Regions from separate parts of the Homo sapiens genome. Here all the other regions are linked to region 2. Evidence: chromatin contacts called from ENCODE Hi-C or POLR2A ChIA-PET data. All regions are on one chromosome and are shown on one strand. The core of a region is the stretch at or near the end of the contact, and the rest is flanking DNA. Distances in the headings are between cores, read along the strand shown. Region 1 overlaps XXYLT1 (xyloside xylosyltransferase 1). Region 2 has its middle 63 kb from the start of XXYLT1-AS1. Region 3 has its middle 99 kb from the start of LINC01972.

Region 1 (2,700 bases), core at 103-2,602, 150 kb after region 2:
CCTCCTTTTGGATTTCAAGCTGTCAAACACCTTTAGATCATAACAAAGGGCTAACTGAACGGCATGATCTTTAAACCGAAAACATGATTAAACCTTTGCCTTTAAACTGAAACCATGATTAAAATCCCAACTCACCTTGTTGGCTGACACCATACCTCAGACTATCTTAATAAATGGCCTCCTAATTCTGGAAGTTTAAGAAAATCCTCAAAATGGTTTGGAAGAACCCCCCCAAGAAACATTTAAGTCTCCCTGATTAGGTCTACTTACCCAGAAACAAGGTCTCTTCAGGACTCACCGGAGAACCAACAGAATTCCTTCCCCACCCCACACACAGCCGGTAAAACTTCCAATATTTGAGTCTATCATAGACACAGTAGGCTGGGAAAATATTCCAGGGAACTTAGCATTCTGAAAGAAGTGACTACTTCAATTAGGAAAAAAATCTGAAGTTCCCTTTCAGGCCAAATCATTCTCATTCATCTTTACCAATAAAATGGTCTACATTCAAATGGTAAGTTTGATCCCCGCATCATCAATCATCCTTTCAGTTTCGTTTGATCAAATGTTGGGCATTTATACAGCTCATTTTACAAACCATACAAATCAGAAGGTAGAAGTCAGGAGGGCCTGGCACCCCTCATGCCTGCCCTCTTGCAGAGCAGTGACAGCTCCACAAATGACCTCACTCCCATTAAAGAAAAAAGGAAGGAAAGAAGGAAGAAGGAAGGAAGGAAGGAAGGAAGGAAGGAAGGAAGGAAGGAAGGAAGGAAGGAAGGAAGGAAGGAAAAAAGAAAAAGAAAAGGAAAGGAAAGGGGAAGGAACAGAGGGTGCTGGAGAATAGGGAAGAAAGGTCTGTTCTGGGAAACAGAACAGTAGGGGTTTTGGAATGCTCAGTGTCTTAGAACTTAGACTAAAGACTGGAAACACCAGCTCAGGGAATATTCCATCGTGGTCATCTGATTGCTGGAACATGAAACTTGGAGCACATCTGCAGTGAAATGGGGGAGGAATAAAGATACTGAAAGGACATTCTCCAGAACCATGAGGACAGAGAGACTTCAGCAGAAAATAGGCCACTAGTATTTTGGGGTCCTGCTTCAGGAGCAAAACTTTGGTCCAGAGAGGTTTAGGGCTGGGTTTTTTTTTTTTTTTTTTTCACTTTGATTTCTGAGGTCACTGAAGGACCATGGGTAATAAGGTCAATTTGTGCTGATTTATAAAAATCAGCCTTCTGACTTCAGAGCTGTGGCACACATTATTTTAGACTCTGAGGTCATGTTAGTCACAGGTGTTGGGCTGGCCTGGCCTGAGGAGCAGGTCGACACACCCTCTGGGCGCTGAGGGACACAATGGGGACGGCATCTTCACTTTCTTCCTTCCGGTCCTTCCTGAGTGCTTGCAAGTGAGCCCAACCCTTACTTCTCTAAAAGAGGCTCACACCCCATCTACATACCTGGACACTCCCTCTCCTTGCACAACAAGACCAGAGGCCTCTCCCTTCCCTTTCCCACCTCTCTTCAGTCACTTTCACTCAGACCTTTCTTTTCCTGTGAAGGCTTCCTGCTCCCTTGGCCCTCAAGCTCTGAAGACCAGTCCACAGCTTTCTGGCTCTAGGGTCCCTGCAACACCTACCACGAGCTCTCAACCTCCCCTCTCACCTAAGAAGTCCAGGCCACTGTGCTCCTAAGTGCCTGGACCGCCTCCTCAGCTGCCTTCTGCTACATGATCAAGTTTCCCCAGAACTTTTGAAAGCCACCACAGAGCTGCTCCCAGACATGTCATTCCCCTCTTCAAAACCTTCCATTGCTGGTTCCCTCACCACAACCCAACAACTGGAACTCTTCGTTGAGCTTCACTGTGCTCTCCAGGGATCCTCAAGTCCAGACCATTCTTTCAGGTCCATCCCACAGAAGAACGCATGCAAAAGTACTTAAGTCACTGGATGAAAATGCAAACCATATTACTCCATTGGTTAAAATGCCACCAGTGGTTGCAAATCCCACTGTCCCCAGGATAAAGTCCCCAATCCCTCGCACAGCTTTCAAGGCCCTGAATAGCCTGACCGGGGTGTGCTCCAGGCAGCTAAGGCTTCAGCTTCTGGGGCACATCAAGCTCCTTCCACCCACAAAGCTTTTCCACTCAATATGCTCTCGGCCTCACTCTTCTTCCTCCGTGTCTTGGCCTGGCTAAGTCCCACCCACTTGTCTCACCTTAAATGTCACTGTCTGGAGGAAGTCTTTAGTAACAATCCCCCCCCACACACCCTGAATCCCCCACTCGGGCAGCACCTGGACTTCCCCTTCGTTGCCCTTATTGCAGCTGTTCCCATTATCTGCTTAATGTCTATCTTCACTGTACATTCCATGAGGACAGAGACCGACCCCATCTGTTTTTCTAACCCCCATGTCCTTAGCACCTAGGCAAGATCTGGCTCACAGGTGAAACTGAATAAATCTTTGCTGAGTGAGTGAAGTGCTGGTGATAACCTCTCCACGGACCTGGGCCCTCTAACCCACAACACTGGCTGAAGTTTTTTTTTTTTTTTTGAAACAGACTCTTGCTCTGTCACCCAGGCTAGAGTGCAGTGGCGCGATCTCGGCTCACCGCAACCTCCACCTCCTGGGTTCAAGTGATTCTCCTGCCTCAGCCTCCTGAATAGCTGGGATTACAGGTGCCCACCACCGTGCCCAGCTAATT
Region 2 (2,805 bases), core at 179-2,678:
TTACCCTGAAGCCACTGGATATCCCCGAGCTTCAGGAGAGAACCCTGGAAACCCTACTGCTCTTCAGAATCAACAAGCCCTGGAATGTTTCTGGCCAGAGCCAGGCAAGGACAGAGATTTAAAGGGGATGTGACAAGTGTCCCAGGTAAGTGACACCCAGGCCCAAACTGGAAGGGTACCAGCATTCTCCCTGTTTGAGGATCCTTGTCAGGGACCTCAGCCATAGGGAACATCTGAGCTTGGCCTCTGAGCCCTTCCGTCCACTCCTAGCACTGCCTCCACAGCCCCAAAGAAGACCCCACTTCTCCTCGAGGGTGGCTGGCCTGCTGGCAAAGACCATTTCCTCCTCCTCCACTTGGGAAGCCAGGGGAGCCTGGCCCGGCCCATCAGCTGGGCCAGAGGGCGGTACTGCCCTGGGGTGCCCTGAGGGAGAAGGGCAGGGCTCCGGGTGCCTGTGCAGTGCTGGGCCTCAGCAGGGGCCTGGCCCAGTGTGACCGCAGCGCCACAATAGCCAGGCTCCCCCCGAGGGCATCTTGTACGCAGGCTGATACTTTGAGCTTACTCATTCCAAACCCCTTTGCTGTCCTTCCTCAGGAAGCTTCCTATTGAAAGATAAATGCTCTGTCTGTGATCAAACAGATTTACATTTATTTACTTTCCTTTCCTCCCAGGACTGCGCCAGCCCAGACAAGTCCAAGAGGAGGATTCCAGGCAGTTAAGATGGTTTCCGGAGAAGCCTGGAATTTCCCCGTAAGCACAAGCTCGGCAGAAAAAGGCAGGGTCCCTCGGCAGCCAGGGCAGGGGCTGAGTCAGTCCCAAGTCTCCCTGGCAAATGGATCACCCCTTAGGGTGGGAAGAGCCCCCCAGCTGTGTGGGGAACCTGGCTAGAGGTTGCTGAACCTCTGCTTTCAAGGAGTCTTGTGACCCCGGGAGCATAGAACAATCGCGGAGGCGCTTACATCCAAAATCCATTTTCCTTCAAAAAAGTGTCCAGGTGGAGGTAAAGAAAGAGGACCCTGTATACTTTGGTAAATCTGTGATTTAGCTACAATGTAACTGGGCCTTGGGAACCCAGGGTGAGGTTTCTTATGTGACATCTCCTGGAAAAGCTCCGCTCAATTCCTGAAAAATCCCTTATCAGACACCGACAGGAAACAGGGATTTCCAGGGAAATGGATGTGGAAGGCACCTGAAGGCCATTCCAAAACTCCAAAGTTTTTATTTATTTTACTAACTTAGGTGACTTAGACATACAACTTCCTGCAAACAGTGCATTCAGCTTTGTGTTCCTAAGCAAATAAATGGAACAGAGGCCACCAAAACTAGGCCCGCTGGAAAGGGCAGAGCAGATGCCCTTACACCCATAGCCCCTGGGGGTCATGCCTGTGAGTTCTTGCATATCAGCTTGTGACAGCGTTGTGACCTGCCCCTTTGTCACCTTGCCACCACATCACCCCCCAGGGGTCTGGGCATTTCCTCGAAGCTGCTTCCAGGACAGGATCAGGAACGTGTTACTTGGGTGGGGGGCTGGGAGGGAGGCAAGGAGCTCTGGTTCTGCCCATGTCCTCCAGCCTCGAGTGTGCAACTGCTCTTCTGGGAACTTGGGTCTCCTCATCTGAAACACAGGGAATTAGAGAAGATGATTTTGTAACGCTCGAAGGCTCTGTAATCCCCAAAAACATGCTCTAAAGGGATCTCCAGTCCAGCATATCAACCCAAACAAAAGACAACGCTGTGGTTACTTGTTCAAATGCCTCTTTCTTCTTGTAAACAGTGCACTCCCAATGACAGAGGCCCTCTGCTACTCATCATCTAGGTAGCTGACAGGTGGCTGCCTGCGGTACCTGATGTTTGGACAGACAAACAAATGACCAGGTGACACCCAAGTGCGATTCTCTCTGATCGCCATCCTGTAGCCTGTCTCCTTAGCTGGGCTCCAAGCTCTTTGGGGAGCGAGGAACAGATCTGTTCTACATAGAATCTCCAATCAGAGCTGACGGTGGCTCAGGAAGCACCAGGGTGCCCAGGCTAGTTGTTGAAATATTGAAGTACTTCTGTGCAGTTGCTGAGCCTGAGAGAGCCTCTCTCCCCTCCCCCGCCACCAAGCCCAACATCTATCCGAAGGTTTCCTCTCCACCATCCAGCCACTGAAGGGTGGTGACTGATGTAGCAGGGCTGTAGGCCTCTGCTCCAGGACTGTATATGCCTGGTGCCATTCTGATTGGCCAGCGCCCTTGCCATACTGTCGTTAAATGTTGAGTGGTAGACCAGCCCAATGCAGGTGATGGGGAGGGAGAGCAGATGACTGGTAGGTGCCACCTGTCACCTGAGAATAGATATATGTAGGCCCTGCTTTCCCAATGGACTGAGAATGTTCCCAGCAAAGAAGTGGGCAGTGTGTGCTGCCTGACCCCAAGAAGACACATGCCCAGATCCCTAGCTGGACAGAACGAGGACCTCCAAGCACACCTGCAGGCAAAGGAATGGGCTGAGTCTCAGCCCCCCGGACTTACGAGCCAGGCGGCCCCACCTGTCTAAACTTGCGTTTCCTCTTCTGTACACAGGAGACAGTTAAACCTACCTTCCAGTTTGCGTGAGGACTTGTGTCTAACACGGGCTCTGATCTGTACCCACAGGTAGGGCTTTCCCTCCTGACAAAATCTTATTTTGATAAATCAGGACTTTAAAAATGACCAAGTGGTTAAGCAAGTGCATTCCGTCTGTGCAGATGCATCAAGCTGTTCGCTTACCTACACAATTCTGTATGTAGAGCAGACGATGATCCAATGCCAAAACATCAAATAT
Region 3 (2,700 bases), core at 15-2,514, 160 kb before region 2:
ATGATTCTTTACTCAAGACAAGAAAGTCCCTAACCATAATATTGATAAATTGGATTATATTGCCCTGAAGAACTTCTGTTCATCAAAAGATACTACTGAGAACAGAGAAAGGCAACCCACAGAGTGGAAGAAGATATTTATAATACATACAGGACTCATACCAAGAATATATAAATAACTTCTGCAAATCAATAAGAAAAAGACAGAAAACCAGGTTCAAAAAGTGGACAAAAGACTTGATCAGATACTTCACAAAGGAAGTATCCAAAGTGCCAATAAACATATGGAGAATTGCTTAAGTTTATCAGTCATCAGGGAAATGCAAATCACAGACCACAACGCAATCACACTACACACCCGTCAGAATGACTACATCAAAAAAGATAGGAAATCGTGAGTATTGGTGAGGATGATGTGAAGCAACCAAGACTCTGTATATATACAGGTATACACACACACACGTATATATACCTTTGTAAAATGTCACTCCTAGTGTAAACTCAACAGAAATATGTATGTATGTGTGTGTGTGTATATATATATATATATATATATATATATATATATATATATATTCACCAAAAGACATACTAGAACATTATAGCAATGCTATTTATGATGTCTGAAAAAAAAACAACTCAAATGCCCACTGACATAGAATAGAACGGGAAATTTTCCCATTCTATTTCCCATTCCCAGTTGTAGCTCATATATTCTCATTGCTATTGTGTTACTATACCATTGATGGGAAAATGAATTGCGGTGTATTAACACGATAGCGATGAGAATATATGAACTACAACTATGAGCAATAGTATCAGGACAAATCTTACAACTGTGATGTTGAGTGGAAGAAACACAAATGAGGATATTCTGTATGTTTCCTTTATTTGAAGCAGGAAAAGGGACAGAACTCTTCTATCAGAAGTCAGGTCAGTGCTTACCTAGGGAGGGTGTAGCAACTGGAACAGGGTACAGGGAGGTTGGTCTCCTCAGGTGCTGCTGATGCTCTGTGTGAGCTATGTGCTGGCTGCAAAGGTGCATTTGTTTATGACAATTTACTGAGCTGTACACTTACTGTATCAATTAGCTGTTGCCATACCAAACCATCCCCAAACCCAGTGGCAGACAATAAGCATTTATTTCTTGCCGACTGGTTTGTGTTCAGTTGTTCAAAGTTGGGCTTGGCTGTGTTGAGGGCAGGCTTCTCCACATGTCTCAATCTCCTTTAACTGGCAGCCATCCAAGGCATGGTCTCAAAGGGTGAAAGGCAGGAGCCCAAGATAGGGAAATGGAAACACACAGGCTTCTTCGGGTCTCAGCTTGGAGCTAGTGTCCTCTGACTGCTGCCACATTCCAGTGGCCAAGGCAAGTCGCAGGACCAAGCCCGACATCAGTGGAGTGGGGAAATACGCGCCTCTCAAGCTCCTCCCCATGTAAACATTTGCTCAGCAATAATCTAATCCAGGACATTTATTAGAGGTGTGGCTTACTGTGTGTATTTCGTATTTCAAAGTTTTCAAAGGAAACCAAAAAGGGTGTAGGAACCGCTATCTTCCCCTACCTCCTCCACACTACTGGGTCCCCTCCCACTTCTGGGATCTTAATGGAAAGAGGATAAGTTATGAAAATTCTCTACACAAGCACAAGGAAGAAAGGAAGGAAGAACACGTGCTTCCTAGCACACAATGCGCTTCCCGTCAGCTGGGCTGGAGAGAAATGCCTCCCTGGTCTGCCACCCCCCACCCCCGCCAGAGACATGGCGGCAACAAGTCACCCCTTCCTGTAGTTGTAGCTGAAGGGACTGCTGTAAAGTGCAGCCCCAGTTTTCCCAGCCCCTGCTCCCTTACCTTCAAGGGCTCCCTATTGTAGTCACACTGTTTAATAAAGGGTGAACTTTATCCAGTGAGAAGGAAGGAGCTGAACATTTAAAAGGCTCAACATTTCTGCAAGACAAATTGAACTTTTTGCCTCCTAACCAACAATCCTGAAAAAGTCTCTCTTATTCATCGCAGATGCAGAAGGTTTAAGCAGGCACCAAATTACTCCAAGGGTAACATCCCAGTTCCTTGGTCTTTAGATCAGACGCACTAAGAGGGACGATAAGTCTTCAGAGAGGTCTGGTTCCTACTGTAATAAGAGCATGGGATTCTGTTCCTTCTCTGTAGGTAGGGAAAGTTCAAATGTACACAATAACAATTCATCCCTCTCTTGCAACTTATCTCATATAAACTCCATCTCTAGAATCAGGCTGCCTGGTGTCAAGTCTTGGCTCTACTTGCCGTGTGACCTTGGGTAAGTGATTCGACCACTGTCACCCTCAGGTCCTCCATCTGTAAAATGGAGATTTGCTTATTCATTCAATGGACCTTTATTGAAAGACCTACTATGTGTCCGGCAGGGTGCTGGGCTCTAGGGATACAATGGCAACTGAGATGGACATGGTCCTCGCCGTCATGGAGTTTATATGAAGGGTAGAGTCAAACCGCAAACACTCTGTCACATAACCACAATCTCAGCCATAGTGTCATGAGGAAAACAAACCATAGACTGAGATGGAAAATAACAGGAGAGTCAGGAAGGTGGTCTCACCAAAAGGTGACACACTTAAGCTGAGCCTCAAAGGAAGAGCAGCTAACCAGGGGAAGTCTTGCCAGGTGCAGGGAGCAGAGCTCGGTGAACTCGGGACACTGAGAGGCC

Evidence for each region. A loop is a pair of places that touch in the nucleus more often than their neighbours do. ChIA-PET counts read pairs that join two places held with the same protein, here RNA polymerase II (POLR2A). Pooled maps may share reads with other maps.
Region 1: a map of PC-9 shows a loop between it and region 2 (2.8-fold over the local background). The contact joins two enhancer-like sites. A Hi-C loop is called at or near these places in 1 of 168 maps with a recorded cell type or tissue (PC-9). POLR2A ChIA-PET finds 5 or more read pairs at or near these places in 4 of 52 experiments (K562, MCF 10A, Panc1 and 1 more).
Region 3: a map of endothelial cell of umbilical vein shows a loop between it and region 2 (6-fold over the local background). The contact joins two enhancer-like sites. A Hi-C loop is called at or near these places in 3 of 168 maps with a recorded cell type or tissue (PC-3, PC-9 and endothelial cell of umbilical vein) and 3 of 50 pooled maps. POLR2A ChIA-PET finds 5 or more read pairs at or near these places in 2 of 52 experiments (MCF 10A and activated naive CD4-positive, alpha-beta T cell).

The regions. Positions count from the first base shown.
Region 1 is chr3:195,184,364-195,187,063 of GRCh38, forward strand. All of the region lies in intron 2 of XXYLT1 (xyloside xylosyltransferase 1), which reads right to left. Among named protein-coding and RNA genes, the nearest start is that of XXYLT1-AS2, 38 kb to the left of the region's middle. RefSeq lists an enhancer at 1-1,074. Within about 2 kb of position 1,353, at least 5 of the 41 ENCODE cell types and tissues checked have a DNase peak (open chromatin) inside an H3K27ac peak, as active enhancers do; they include PC-9, where a contact is called at or near this core.
Region 2 is chr3:195,030,505-195,033,309 of GRCh38, forward strand. No RefSeq gene overlaps it. Among named protein-coding and RNA genes, the nearest start is that of XXYLT1-AS1, 63 kb to the right of the region's middle. RefSeq lists enhancers at 1-889, 890-1,888. Within about 2 kb of position 1,429, at least 10 of the 41 ENCODE cell types and tissues checked have a DNase peak (open chromatin) inside an H3K27ac peak, as active enhancers do; they include PC-9 and endothelial cell of umbilical vein, where a contact is called at or near this core.
Region 3 is chr3:194,866,132-194,868,831 of GRCh38, forward strand. No RefSeq gene overlaps it. Among named protein-coding and RNA genes, the nearest start is that of LINC01972, 99 kb to the left of the region's middle. Within about 2 kb of position 1,265, at least 13 of the 41 ENCODE cell types and tissues checked have a DNase peak (open chromatin) inside an H3K27ac peak, as active enhancers do; they include endothelial cell of umbilical vein, where a contact is called at or near this core.